Linked DNA regions of Homo sapiens: all the other regions are linked to region 2. A link is a contact called in ENCODE Hi-C or POLR2A ChIA-PET data. All regions are on one chromosome and are shown on one strand. The core of a region is the stretch at or near the end of the contact, and the rest is flanking DNA. Distances in the headings are between cores, read along the strand shown.

Evidence for each region. Hi-C counts contacts between places; a loop is a spot of excess contacts on that map. ChIA-PET counts read pairs that join two places held with the same protein, here RNA polymerase II (POLR2A). Pooled maps may share reads with other maps.
Region 1: a map with no recorded cell type shows a loop between it and region 2 (3-fold over the local background). The contact joins two enhancer-like sites. A Hi-C loop is called at or near these places in 3 of 37 single-sample maps with no recorded cell type and 6 of 50 pooled maps. POLR2A ChIA-PET finds 5 or more read pairs at or near these places in 1 of 52 experiments (activated CD4-positive, alpha-beta T cell).
Region 3: a loop to region 2 is called in a map of MCF 10A, with 12 times the contacts of the local background. The contact joins two enhancer-like sites. A Hi-C loop is called at or near these places in 3 of 168 maps with a recorded cell type or tissue (MCF 10A, OCI-LY7 and aorta) and 2 of 50 pooled maps. POLR2A ChIA-PET finds 5 or more read pairs at or near these places in 3 of 52 experiments (WTC11, activated B cell and activated CD4-positive, alpha-beta T cell).

The regions. Positions count from the first base shown.
Region 1 is chr3:23,826,661-23,831,319 of GRCh38, forward strand. The region is part of intron 3 of UBE2E1 (ubiquitin conjugating enzyme E2 E1); the gene reads left to right. Among named protein-coding and RNA genes, the nearest start is that of UBE2E1-AS1, 22 kb to the left of the region's middle. RefSeq lists enhancers at 2,750-3,179, 4,099-4,308. Within about 2 kb of position 3,016, at least 2 of the 41 ENCODE cell types and tissues checked have a DNase peak (open chromatin) inside an H3K27ac peak, as active enhancers do.
Region 2 is chr3:23,997,261-24,002,392 of GRCh38, forward strand. No RefSeq gene overlaps it. Among named protein-coding and RNA genes, the nearest start is that of NR1D2, 55 kb to the left of the region's middle. Within about 2 kb of position 1,856, at least 3 of the 41 ENCODE cell types and tissues checked have a DNase peak (open chromatin) inside an H3K27ac peak, as active enhancers do.
Region 3 is chr3:24,127,133-24,131,801 of GRCh38, forward strand. It overlaps THRB (thyroid hormone receptor beta), which reads right to left. Exons shown (of 11, transcript NM_001354712.2): 10 at 367-625. Among named protein-coding and RNA genes, the nearest start is that of THRB-AS2, 22 kb to the right of the region's middle. Within about 2 kb of position 1,284, at least 3 of the 41 ENCODE cell types and tissues checked have a DNase peak (open chromatin) inside an H3K27ac peak, as active enhancers do.

The DNA of each region.
Region 1 (4,659 bases), core at 1,766-4,265, 170 kb before region 2:
GGGAGAATGCTTTCCAATTTTCTTGATTTGGTAGATACTTTTGTGGAGTTGTCATTTTTTCATAGTTTTTTGTTATGATAGCTGAAATATTTGTTCTGAAGGGGAGGTCTAAACACATGTAATAAGGCTAATGAAGAGATTGGAGTAGCAGTGTAATCATTCCTACACGTGTATTTTAAACTTTAGGTACTAAATCCCTTTTTGATATATATGCTATAAAAATGACTTATAAAATGAAATGTAATTCTAGCATATCTTAAACTGTTGCCAGGAGGTTTTTGGGTTGCACTGATAAGAAATTACATGATTTCTTGCAGAAGGGTCATTTGTCTTGCTAAAGGACCAGTTTCTCATGACTCCTCCCTCTCCCCACTAATAAACAGCTAAGAAAAGGGCCCTTAGGACATTTTTTTTCACTTATCCATTATAAAAAGTTATTCACAATTCTTAAAGGGACAAAATTTCAATGCAGACATAACATGGCTATTTGCTCAAAGGGAAAAACCACCAAATAATAAAAAAAATCAAAATACAAAAAAAAAATCCTGTATTTTATATTTTGCTTTGGGGTGAATTTTGGTAATTCTAAAATGATATGAATGCATGAATATATCCAGTATTCTGGGTGTTCATTCACTTTATACAGAATAATGAAGGAACAGTAGAAAGCCTGATTTATGATATTCTGGACAGCTTTTTAGATTTACTATACAAATTTTAGCTTAGTTTCTTTTTGCTTCACACTGTGTGCGGTGGAGATTTTAAAAATAGGATAAAGCTTTAATAATAACAGCTAACTTTATTAAGTATGTCAATATGATTGTTATTCTCATTTTATAAATGAGGAAAGAGAACCTTAAAATGCTTAAGTACCTTGCCCAAGGTCACTAGGCTCTTAAGTGGAGAAGCTGGTATTTAGGCCCTGGCCTTCAAAGCCTAACCATTATACTCTACTGCCTCTTATAGTGGCTTTATGAATTATAGACCTTCTTTTGAGTTGTTGATGTTAAATTTTACTCATATGCAGAGCTGTATTTAAATTTAAAAAGAGGCTTATTTTATAACATAGCCACTAATATTTTTCATTGGAATTGCCATCTACCTCTACTTGTTCTCCAGTGTAGATTTAATTCTTATATTCTTTTGTTTAAAAATCTAAGGTCCTAACTGCCCTTAGAATTAAGTGCCCAAAATCTTATGTAGTATTCAGATCCCCTACAACCTGATCCCAGCTTTTATATTTCCATCTTATTTCCTCTCTCTGTAACTTGCTGTTTTCAGTATGCCCCCTAGGATGTTCTCTCTCCCAGCTTCTTTGCTTTTTATTTTTCAAAGCTCTGATAAAAATGATTCACTCCACACAGCTCTCATCTGTGTCCCAGGGCACTTTAAATACATACCTCTTTAAAACATTTATCACATTGAGTTACGGTCATTTGTGTTTGTCTCTCTGTCAAGACCGAGTTTTTAAAAAATATGATTATTTTTATTTCTTGTACCTAACACCAGAAGATGCCTAAAAAGTATGAATGATTACTGAAACAAATTAAAATACAGCATTTAGTAGTAGTTGTATAAATGTTACCAGTTACTTCATTTAGATGTTACCATCAATCACAGAAACATGTAGGCTGAAGCAATGAAATCATAAATACAGTGTTTTAATCTTCCATTGTGTAAAAAGATCAATTTCTATATTGTATGTAAATGTAATATAACATTTTAAATATAGGTTTAATTTTTGAGAAGATACACAGTATACTTAGTGATTAAAAAGTTAGGTATTTAAATCTATGAGAAAATGGGATCATTATTTGGATATTTACCAGTGCTAATCGAAGCAGTTGCTGGTAAAGGCGTTGGAGTTGATGCATATAGATAGAAGTTACTTTTGCAATAAAACATTAGAGTCACCATCAGAACAGAAGACTTGAAAAATTTTATTTGACTCAAATTACAAACTGAGCATTTATGGGTGTCTGTGTGTGCATAGCACTGAATTAGATCATCTGGAGATACAAAAGTGTGATAGATGCTTTCAATATAAAATAAACGTTACATAGCTACTGAACAAGACATTATATAAAGGTTCGTTAATGACCTAAGATGTAAATTTGTTTATAATTTTTATCATAGTTCAATTTCATCTAAACCTTATGTGATTTCAGTGTTTTCCTCAGATTTGTCTCACACTCTAGTCTGGTGATTTCCAGGCTTGTGCCTGTCCCAGCACACCTAAGGAAGAGGGAAAATGTCCATCAATAAGTAACAGGGGTTTACTTTCAGTGGACAGGGTGGATGGAAGGAGAGATTAGCAAATTTGGGGTGAAAAATAAAAGCCCTCCAGTGGTTCTGACAAGCTGTAGCTAGAGGGGGGTGGCAGTTGCAGAAGGGGCAGTTTCTCCGTCTTGTATTTTTTATTTTTTTCTTTGATTCTTGAAAATAAGTTCTTATTTTTGATAAGATGGAGGATTATTATTATTATTATTTTGAGACAGGGCCTCAAAAAAAAAAAAAAAAGAGAGGGCCTCGCTTTGTTGCCTAGGCTGGAATGCAATGGTGTGATCATAGCTCACTGCAGCCTTGAACTCCTGGGGTCAAGCGATCCTCCCACCTCAGCCTCCTAAGTAGCTGGGACAACAGGTGCACTCCACAAAGTCCAGCTTTTTTTTTTTTTTTAATAGAGACAGGATCTCACTATGTTGCCCAGGCTGGTCTGGAACTCCTAAGCTCAGATGATCCTCCTGCCTCAGCCTCCCAAAGTGCTGGGATTACAGGTGTGAATCACCACACCCAGACCCAGCTGTTTTCTAAATTTTTTTGGAGAGGTGGGGTCTTGCTGTGTTGCCTGGGCTAGTCTCAAACTCCTGGTCTCAAGCAGTCCTTCTGCCTCAACCTCCCAAAGCACGGGGTTTACCAGTAGCCTGAGCCCCCATACCTGCCCCTCTCCTGGAAAAGTGCTGAAGTGGGAAAGTTTACAGATTTAGGGAGTCCAAGGAAAAGGTTGAGGTCGAGCTAATAAGAGAAGGAGAAAGGAAAGAGGAACTGAGAAAGGAAAGGGGTCTAGAAGAGCGGTTAGAAATGGGGACTTTGGTTTTCCCCTCAGGCTTAGCTCACTACTTTCTATAAATAAGAGATGTCTGAAAGAGAAGCAGATAAAAGGAGAAAGCCTTCAGCAAATTTGTGAGTTGATAAGCATGGATTGATTGGCTCTGTTGGCCTGGGTTCTTGAGGAGTTTGCTGCTATTTCGGAATTTCTGTAGAGAAACCCTGGCATTGTCAGGATATGGGTATGCCACATGTTTCCCTTCCTCCCCCTTCCCTCCACTCCTTCTTATTACCTAGCTAGCTACACCTGGAATTTTGGTTCTAGAATAATTTAAAAGATACTTTGTCAAGAAAATATCTTTGGAAAAATCATGCATATATTATTTTTCCTTTTTTCTTTTTAACTACTTCCTGGTTCTTTAGGCTCCTCTAATTCTTACATGCATGTGCTTGATCTCTGGGCCATGCTTGCTTCTAGTTAAGTAGCCTTTCAGGATGGTGTTTAATTTATTCTGAGCCCTTTATAATATCCCCTGACAAGAGCATGGAGTGGATAGAGGGAGTCTTAGTCAATATGTATTATAAATAGATTTAGGGTTCACAAAGGTCAGCAGCCTTCATCTCTTGCCCTACCCCCATCACACACAAAAATAAAAATCACAAATAATAAAGGATTTTAAGAGTTATACCAGTCGGGAGTGGGTTCATTTTTTTGTTTTTGTTTTTGTTTGTTTTTGGCAAGCTGAAGTCATCTGTTGGATCCAAAAATGCATAAAAATCTTCAGGCTTATAGAACCAACAGCATCAAAGGAAGAGCAGTGTGACTCAATATTGGGGTGGGGGCAGGTTTGGGGTTTTGGTTGTGTAGAAGCTCCTTATGAGAGAACAGTGTGATGCTTGGAGCTGTGGAGAATCCAGCCACTGCTTTTTCTCTCTTCCTTACCTTATTACTCTTCTTGATTCACCTGGATGTGGAAACTGTCCCTGTTTAAGAGTGGCCTTGTCAATGCTCTCTGTGTATCATGTGTACAGTAGGGAATGTGTCAAGCCAGATGAGTGGTCTCATTGAAACATCAGCAAATCAGTATATCGTAGAATTTAGATCCCCCTTGGAGGTGGTGGTGATAGCTAACTTCTGTTGCGGTCTTAACTGTGGGTCAAGTTTTGTTCTAAGGACTTTGAACATTAGAAACTCATTTAAAACTTAAACCATTCCTGTTGGTGGTCATGTAATCCCATTTTACAGATTATGAAATCAACATTAAGGTTATGTGCAGCTTAGTAAGTGGAGAAGCCAGAAGAACCCACGTGATCTGGCTTCAGGGCCGATACTCAACCACTGTACTTTGGAGAGAATTAGTCATTCTGATACCACTTTTGTTATTAGCTAAGACTCTTTATGTTGCAGGTAACAGCAGTCTAATTAATTCATTTAAATAAAAAGATAATATTATAGGGATATTTGAGTGTGTGTCTGATAACCCAGGAACTGAAATGTTCTGGATATCAGAAACAACAGAAACCAGGAATTCTCTCCAACTCTCATCTATGCTCTCACTCCAAGTGCGCTTTATTTTTTCTCACATCGCAGATTGCTCCTGGCTGCCCACA
Region 2 (5,132 bases), core at 606-3,105:
AAAAACACTTTACTCCTTGATGGAAGGAGTTACAGTGTCACATTACTAGGGTGTAGGTACAAGGAGGGAAAGAATTGGCGGCCATTTCTTTCATCTACTACACCTGGGTTTGTAATTTTTGTCAGTGCATGATTTCTCACCTTGTGTAAGGACCACTGACAGGAAAATGTCTCAAGCTACTGTTGAAAATGTAAGTTTCCGGGCTGGATGCGCTGGCTCAGGCCTGTAATCCCAGAACTTTAGGAGGCCGAGGTGGGCAGATAACCTGAGGTTAGGAGTTCGAGACCAGCCTGGACAACATGGTGAAACCCTTCTCTACTAAAAATACAAGAAAATTACCCAAGCATGGTGGCGGGCACCTGTAGTCCCAGCTACTTGGGAGGCTGAGGAAGGAGAATGTTGTGAACCCAGGATGTGGAGCTTGCAATGAGCCGAGATCGCGTCACTGCACTCCAGCCTGTGCAACAGAGTGAGACTGTGTCTCAAAAAAACAAACAAACAAAAAAACCAACCAAACAAACAAAAACAAAAAACAAAAACAAAAAAAAAATAAAATGTAAGCTTCTGAAAAACCAGGTGCAAAGAATGTGTCAGAGTAACAGAGAAGCCCTGGAAATGAGGGTTTTGCGTTCAGCTGGGACGTCAAGTTACAGCTGATGAGCTTTTTCCAAAAATTGTCGGGCAGGTTTTAAGGATTAGAGAAAATGTTTGTTGAATAGCTAGAACAGTTCTTAGCACATAATGGGCGCTAGAGATGATGACTATTAAATATTTAGAATTATTTAATCAGTATTCTTCAAATGTATTTTGAATACCTACAGTGAAATATATCTTTTTTGTTGTTGTTGTTTTGTTTTGTTTTAAAGACTGAGTCTCTCTCTGTAGCCCAGGCTGGGGTTCTATGGTGCAATCTTGGCTCACTGCAACCTCTGCCTCCCAGGTTCAAGCGATTCTCCTGCTTCAGCCTCCTGAGTAGCTGGGATTACAGGCGCCTGCAAGAACGCCCGGCTAATTTTTGTATTTTTAGTAGAGATGGGATTTCACCATATTGGCCAGGCTGGTTTCAAACTCCTGACCTCAAGTGATCTGCCCGCCTTGGCCTCCCAAAGTACTGAGATTACAGGTGTCAGCCACCACACTCGGCCAATATATAGGTTTTTTAAAAAAACGTGTATGTTTTTTTCCCCCTCAAGGAGCCCTACGGTTTTTTAGGGAGAAAGAGAAGTAGACAACTGAAATACAGTTTGATAAATGTTTTCACATGATATTAATAAACTGCTATCTACAAGTTTTTATTGAGCACCTATTCTATGGAGGACATTTTGCTGAGTTTTTAGTAGATGGTGCTAAAGTATGCAGGTTTTTTTTTTTTTTTTTGAGATGGAGTCTCGCTCTGTCACCCAGGCTGGAGTGCAGTGGCCTGATCTCCACTCACTGCAAAATCTGCCTCCCGGGTTCACGCCATTCTCCTGCCTCAGCCTCCCGAGTAGCTGGGACTACAGGCGCCCGCCACCACGCCCGGCTAATATTTTTGTATTTTTAGTAGAGACGGGGTTTCACCGTGTTAGCCAGGATGGTCTCGATCTCCTGACCTCATGATCCGCCCGCCTCGGCCTCCCAAAGTGCTGGGATTATAGGCGTGAGCCACCGCGCCCAGCCTAAAATAAGCAGTTTTAAAAATACTTTGGGTTCTTATAAATAATGTACAATGACTTCAGCAGCATTGTTGGGGAAGGAACAATATCCAGAATGTTACACCAGTCAGTCATTTCTGAAGAATCTGTTGATGATAAAATGGCCCATTATTTTTTCTGCTGCTAAACCAAAGGCACTATGACCTGCTAATTCTCATTTACTCAGCAGGCGGCGCTCCAGCACCAGGGATTGCATTGAAAGTGACAATTTAGTGAAACAAGGAGGTTTTTGGTTAATGTTTGTTTTTCAGGCTAAAAAGGAAAGCCGTTAGGAAAAATAAACAGTTTATCAGGCATTGCGACAAAGACACTTGAGGGGAAAGACAAGCTGTCACTTCAAGGACAGGAAGAAAAATCCCTGCATCTGTAGAATCATCAGATGCATGACTGTCTTGTTAAAAAAATGATGAAATGAGGAAGGAAGGAAAAGCATCTGAGATAAAAGAGAAGATTAAAAAAATGGAAAACAATTGAAATCATCTGCAAGCAAGGATGGAGGAGTACCGCCCTGGGAGAGGGATGTGGAGGAGTGTTGCAGCAATTGGAAAAAATGAAAACAACTGGAATATAATTGGGACTCATTCTAAGTATTCAGATGTACCATTTTCTTTAGATGCCAAATCTGCATAATTGGTTTCAGCTGCCCAACCCACACCCAGTTCTTGTTTTGTAACTTTCAATAGTTTGAGGTCTTCAGCACGTAAACGTTTGCACCTAATGACAAGTGCCTGGTTTCTAAATCAAAATTGCCTTATAGTTTCCAAAAATTTCAGGTCAGGAATACAGGACAGCTGAATTAGTAATTAAACTTTAGTTAAAGGGATTGGAATAGAAACAGCTAAATTAAAAGAAAAAAGTATTTATTGTGAAAATGGTTGGATTTTTGAAGGGTCACTTGTGCTAACCTGCTATTGGGATTAGGGATAATGCTTCCAATTTAGGCTTCACTCTCTCTACTTGGCCATTAAAATAGTTTTCTCAAGAAGAACTTCTCTACATTTATCTTTCTGTATCACATAAATAGCTTAGCTAGTCTTTTTTCTGTAACGTTTTTAATGTAACACCATTTTACTTGGTTTACTCTTTCCTGGAGAGAGATTTAATCAGAATAAGTTAATCTGAAGGCACTCTATAAAACAAAAGAGAATGAGCAATTGTTAGATTGATTGTTTAGACCTAGCCACAGTCTATGTAATATATGAATTAAATTGATGCAATGAAAGAACTATCATACAAGTGGTTCGGAAACATTGGTGTGTATCAATGGTGCCAAACTTTCTTAAAACATAGATTGCTGGGTCCCACTCTCAGAATTTCTGGTTTAGTGGGTCTGGGGTGAGGTAATAAAATGTACATTTTTAACAAATTCTGGGTGATGCTAATGCTCTTGGTCCAGGGATCTGATTTTGAGAACCACTGACATACTTTTGCAGAAAAAGTTTTCTATTTGATTTGGTTATGGTTATGGCTTTGGTTTTCATCCTCCTGCAGTTATATATGGTCAGAATCAGATATTTAATGAATGGAGGAGGAGGAAGAGGAGGACCAAGTGGGCAGATATTTGTTGAACACCTGGTATATACTTGCTTCTATGGCTCTTTACATTCTTAATCTTCTCACTTAATCTTCCCCATGACTGTACAAAGTATGATTTGTTCTCCCACTCAACAGATGTAGAAACTGAGTCTTGAAGAGGTTGGGAACTTTTGAAAGGCAAACAGCTAGCTAATGGCTAAGCTGAAAATTAAACCCAAGTATGTTGACTGCAAAGGTGGCACTACACAAGAGGACTTCAAAATGTTCACCACAGTTTGATTCATTGAATTTCACAGATTTCAGTTCAAATTGACTTTACTTGACTGACACAAGCAAGTTCCTTAATTTGTTGTCCAGTTTCCATTTCTAAAGAGATATGTACCTGTCTTTCAGAACTGGTCTAAGGATTAAGTAATGAATTTGAGGGTGCTTGGGTATAGTTGCTGGTGCATAGTGAGTGCTCGTTAAAGCTCAGCTCCCTTTCCTTTCTTTAGAAATGCAAGTATTTAATTCAAGTTCATCTTAGAAATAAATGAGAAAACTATGATTAGGACAGAAACACTCAAATTCTGGCTTGTCCCAGGGACTTTGAACCACCTTAGTGGGAGGAAGGCAGCCATTCTGTTTGTCAGTTAACGGGACCTACATTAGTCTTCCAAGTTTCTCCAGAAGAGCCTACTTCTACCTTTGTCCCATGTCACCCAGCCCATCTGATGGTAGTGGGTGCCTGTCCTGTGCAACCTGTTCTCACCAGTGCAACCAAAAGAAACTGGACATACTCCAGAAGGCTTGTGTATTTCAATACTCTCTTGGCTTGGAATTCTATTGCCTTCCCACACACCTTCACTTGGTAATTCCATTATCTCTGTTATTTCTGATTCTGTTTCTATTGACTAACTTTTCTCCTGGTTTGAATCAGATTTTCCTACTTCTTTGCATGTCTAGTAATTTTTAAATTAGATGTCGACATTATGAATGATATTTCGTTGAGGGTTTGGATTTTGTTGTCTAAGTAGTGTTGAAGTTTGTTTCGGTGGGCAGTAAACTTACTTGCAGATCAGCTTGATTTTTCTCTAGGCTTGATTTTCAGCTTGTTAGGTCTGGTCCAGAGTAGCTTTTACTCTACCACTAAGGCGTGACACTCTGGGGTCACTCTGAATGCCCTTGTATTCAGTGAGTCCTCTCTACTTTGGCCGAGAGGAGATCAAAACATCTCTCAACCCTAAATGGGCTCTGAGAATGTTCATCTCAGAGCTACCTGAAAGTTGTCAAGTTGTCTTTTTTTTTTTTTTTTTTTTTTTTGGCTTCATGGAGCTTTGCCCTAACTGTGTATGGCTTAGTATTCAGTCAAACACTTGAGGAGAACCTTGCGCAGATTTCTGTAAAGTTTTCTCTGTATAGCTCCCTCCTCTCTGGTACGCTGGCCAATAAATTCCAGCTACCTTAGCCTCCCTGTGTTAGTCAGGGCTCACCAGAGAAACCAAACCAATAGGATATACAGAGATATATAAAAGTATATTTATTATGGGAATTGGGTCACACAGTTTTGGAGGCCAAGAAGTCCCGTGATATGCTGCCTGAAAGCTGGAGAACCAGGAAAGCCAGCAGCATAGTTCAGTCTGAATCCAAAGGCCTGAGAATCAGAGAAGGCAACTGGGTAACTCCCAGCCCAAGTCTGGGAGTGAGGCGGGCATTGGTATCAGTCCCAGAGTCTGAAGGCTCAAGAACCGGGAGCTCTAACGTCCAAGGGCAGGAGAAGGAGAATGTTCCAGTGAGAGAGAGAGGAGAGACACACACACACACACACACACAGAGAGGAGAGAGAGAGAGAAAGACACACACACACACACACACACACACAGAGAGAGAGAGAGAGAGAGAGAATTGCCGTTCTTTCTTTCA
Region 3 (4,669 bases), core at 34-2,533, 130 kb after region 2:
AGAACTTAACACACAATCGTGTGGTCACTCACATCCATATCTGGCATACCCCAAACCAGAAGGAGGCAGGTTTGGCCAAAGACTACGAAGAGGGCTGCACAGTATCCACCAAAGGCGGATCACTTCGTAGAGTCTTTAAGATGGCTCCTTTGGCTTCTTTCTATCCTGGGACACTGCAAAAAGCATCAGACATCTGACGCCCCCCCTTTAAGTTCCCAGTCCACTGGCAAACCTGCAATTTCTTACTGAAGAAGAGTGAGCTATGTTTCTGAAGCTAAAGGGGGACTGAAAACTCAAGTGATTGGAATTAGCGCTAGACAAGCAAAAGCTCTTTGGATGCCCACTAACGAGTCTAGGCGTACTCACCTGAAGACATCAGCAGGACGGCCTGAAGGAGGGCTACTTCAGTGTCATCCAGGTTGAAAGAAGACAGAGACATGCCCAGGTCAAAGATGGCGTCTGACACCACCCCAAGACCCCCATTTTTCAGCTGGCCCCGTGTCACTGCCATTTCCCCATTCAAGGTTAAAGTCTCACTTTCTGGGTCATAGCGCACAGCAGCGCGAAGGGACATGATCTCCATGCAGCAGCCTTTGAGGAGGATGATCTGGTCTTCACATGGCAGCTGAAAAGAACCAGTTCATGTCAGCAAAGAACAAATGCAAAAATGCCAGTCAGGAACAACATACAGTATCTTAAAAGCAATAGGAATAACCTTCTGTGATTAACATTTGTCCTGCATTCTTTGAGCCCATGGTTTTCCCTTCCCTACTTGGCTGCAGACTTTCGACAACCATTTTTCATACTCAAAGTTGACTGTAATCTTCACCAACTTTAACCTCAGGAGTTTGCATTGCTTTTATGACAGACACAGTTCTCCAACTGCTATTACAGTCGTGTGTGAAACTGTGCTAATAACCCCTCAGTTTGGGGGTTTGTATTATAACTTCAACTGATAACTGCTTGAGAGCAGGGTTTATGTTAAACTCTCCATTTTTGTTTGTTTGGTTTTTTGTCTTGTAGCTTGAATAGGTAACAGCTTACCCTACTGTTTAGCTGGCAACTGGGCTTCCTTTTGGTTTTTGAAGCACGTTTGCTCTTGTAGCCTCTTGGCACAAAGCTAGAGGGTTGTTGGCAGAGATACATGTTGCCCATGAGGCCCAGAGATATAAGCTTCATCTAAAGTCACCCAGGGACTTGAAGGCAGAGGGGAGAGCAGAATTCAGACCTCCTGACTCCCAAGGTTGTGTTCTTCTCAGCACCTTAGACACAGGATTACTCAACACACTGGGTCTTTCTGCCAGTGTTGCAATCTCCTTTTAAGCTCATTTGGTTACCCTGTTAGTTAAGATTTGTGAGAATGTGGCAACGTTAATAATAAAAAATACCTTTGCTTATAGGCAAAATAAGAATTTTATTTTCTGGAAGGGGAGACTATTTAATTAAATGCCATTATCAAAGGAGTTTGGAAAGCTATTAGTAAATGGGTGTGTTTGATGAATTGGGCATCATGCCCAGATTTCCATGCATCACCTCATTTAATCTTCACAGCAGTACAATGAAGTAAATATTCTAATTCCATATTACTTACAGATGTGGAAATCCAGGCACTGAGAGGGTAACAAGCTGGGTGGGGGCGGGGGTGGTCAAATGAATGTTTCATGGGTGAGGCTAGGATTTGAAACTGGATCTGTCAGAATCCAATGCCAAGAGAAGAAGGAAACATAACTCTTTTTTTTTTTTTTTTTTTTTTTTTTACCATGGATATGACTAAGTTTCCATAAACAACAAATATGTGAGTTACACCTAATATCTGTCTCTTCATTAGAGCAGTTACAAATTCCTTTTGGGAAACGCTCTTGGCAATACTCAACCAGTCCAATTTAGGTTATTATATAAAAGTAATACAACTGAATTACATCTAAAATACTGGGCATTTTATGTTTTTTACTAGCTCAGCCTAGTCACTTTACCATTTAATTTCAAACTGCTTGGCTTTTTCTTCAGAATAAAAGTCATTGCATATTTGATTCTGGAATCCATACATATGAATTCTCTCCTTCCGCTCATTTTTTAAAAAGCACTGTGATTTGCTTTTGTCTAGGTTCTGATTGTTAAACACAGATTGCTGACCCCAACCTCTGAGTTTCTGCATTTCCCCCAAGTTCCCAGGTAATGCTTATGTTGCTGGTTCACAGATCCCACTCTTGAGAACCACTAGCATAGAACAGCAACAAGAAGTTACTAATCAGATCAAACCATTTATTTTTAAAATGTGTCACAAAGTATGCAAACTGGGGCAGGCCCCACTTTTGAAACCAATTCTGATTATAGATGAAGTAGAAATTTTCTTTTCCAAATTTCTAGTTTAAATACCAACTGTTGAAGATTAGTTCAAATTTAAATAAAAGCTGAATAAGTATTTGCAAAGGATCACCAATGGTTTAAAAACTAGGCCAGATGCCTTTTCCTTTAAGAGGGATTTGTAGGATCCTGGTGAGATTTGTTTCAACACGTGGGCAAATAATCTCTTAGACACCTGCCAAAATGCTTTCATTGTGAGAACACTCAACAAGGGCCTGACAGGCAGAGATGCAGGGATACTCCCACAGGTTCTTCCTGCTTCCTTAGGAGAGCATCACTCAGGTTGACTGGCAAAGACGACAGGGCCCTGCACTCTAGGAGTGGTTTTGCATGTTGTTTTGGCAGCTCTGCCGGCGATGATTTTAGATCTTGTGAAGCCCCTGGTGTCATGCCAGTCTTGTTTGGTGGGTTGGCGTGGATCTTAGAACAATTATCATGAACACAGTTTGAATAGCAGATGTGATAAACTGCCTCTGGCAAGAGACCCCTGGCTCTCAAGACCACCTGAGATCTCCAGCCCACTCCATGGGTAGCTCACGAACCTATACAGTTAATTCACCTCTTTTGGGTTTGAGAGAGAATATAAAAGGCTAAAGGTCATCAGGAGGCCTCAAAGACAGAAAGTACATGCAAAGGTGCTTTGCTGTAAAGGTGCTCCCACCATCCCGCCACCATTGTCTTTTGTAATTGGCAGACCACACGATATCAGGGTAGAAGGAGAGATGGAATCAAAAATGAAACAGCTTGGACTTTTAGGGAAACTTGGATAGATAAGCTTGCCACAACCCATGCTTGAAAAGTTCCACGTTGACCCCTCGCCCTTGCCGTGGATGAAAGTGCGCAGTGTGTTTGCTCCTGGTGGCGGAGATGGCTGCTGCTTCTGTTTTCTTCCTTCAACTGAAATATCTCTTCAGTGGTTTACATGAGTTTTACACTGGAAAAAAACCATCTCAGGGGCTGGGGGGGCGGTGGCATTCAAAGGGTACCATATGACTGGCAGGCTGGCTAGAGTTGTAGGGGTGACAGACTCAGTAGAGTTCCTCCTCAGACCCAAGAACTGGGGGCAAAGGGACACAGCCAGAGAGAGGACCAAGAGAGGTCCAGGAAAACAAAACCATCCCCTCAGACAAAAGAGAACGATGACAGCCAGAACTGGCAAGAGTGAGGGGAAACAAGCCCTTCGGTGCAGATGTGAGAGTGCACATACTTTCTCGAGGGCACTCTGGCAACACATATCAAAAGCCTGTATATCTCGGTCCTTAAATTCCATGTCCAGGCTTTACCCTTCAGACATAGTCAGTGATGCGGGCAGGATATAGTTGCCAGAACATTCACAGGAGCATATTTTTATTAGTGAAAAATTGGAAATGAACTATAGATCCAGTAAAAACAGATAACAGAATTTATGGTAGATGTATTCTTTGGAATACTATGTGGTCATTGGAAATCATTTTGTGAAAAAATATGTAAACGCTATGTCCTCCCATTGAAGGTAAAAAGTTGGTACAGTGACAGGTGCTGGTAACGATCTGCTTCTTTTGGTGCCGATCATGTGGGTGGGTTCAGTTTGTAAAAATTTATTGAGCTGCACTCTTATGACATATCCACATTCTTTAATAAAAAGTTAAAAATAATTTCATACACAGTACATTGTGGTATGCATTATATTAAATATGTTTTATACTTCATATATATGTATGTATGTGTATATGTGTGTGTGCACACACACAAATATTTGAAAAAAGACTAAAATAGGTGCCAAAATCTTGTGGTAGTGTTACCATAAATCATTACCTTTATTATGTTGTATAAATAAACCTTCAATGAATACGTATAATTTTTGTAATATCCTCTAAAATGTTAATAGATGTCTACTTCTAAAAAAGGCGTCAAAGGCATGGGAAGCTCCATGGCCAACACAGAGATATAAGTCAAAGTCCCTTCCTCAGTATCTACTGACTTCTTTAGGGGTGGGGTATGAGTCATTGCTACTGCAAGGCTGTGGGTACTAGCATATCAGGTACCCTGGTGCTATAGACTGAATGTCTGTATCCCTTCAAAATCCATATGTTGCAACCTAATCCCCAGTGTGATGGTATTGAAGGCGGGGCCTTTGGGAGGTGATGAGGTCATGAGAGTGGGGCCCTAATGAATGGGATTTGTGCCCTTGTAAAAGACATCCCAAAGATCTCCCTTGTCCTGTCCATCATGAAGGGACACAATGAGAAGACAGCTGTCTATGAATCAGGAAGCAGGCCCTCACCAGACAGTGAATCTGCTGGTAACTTGATCGTGAACGTCCCAG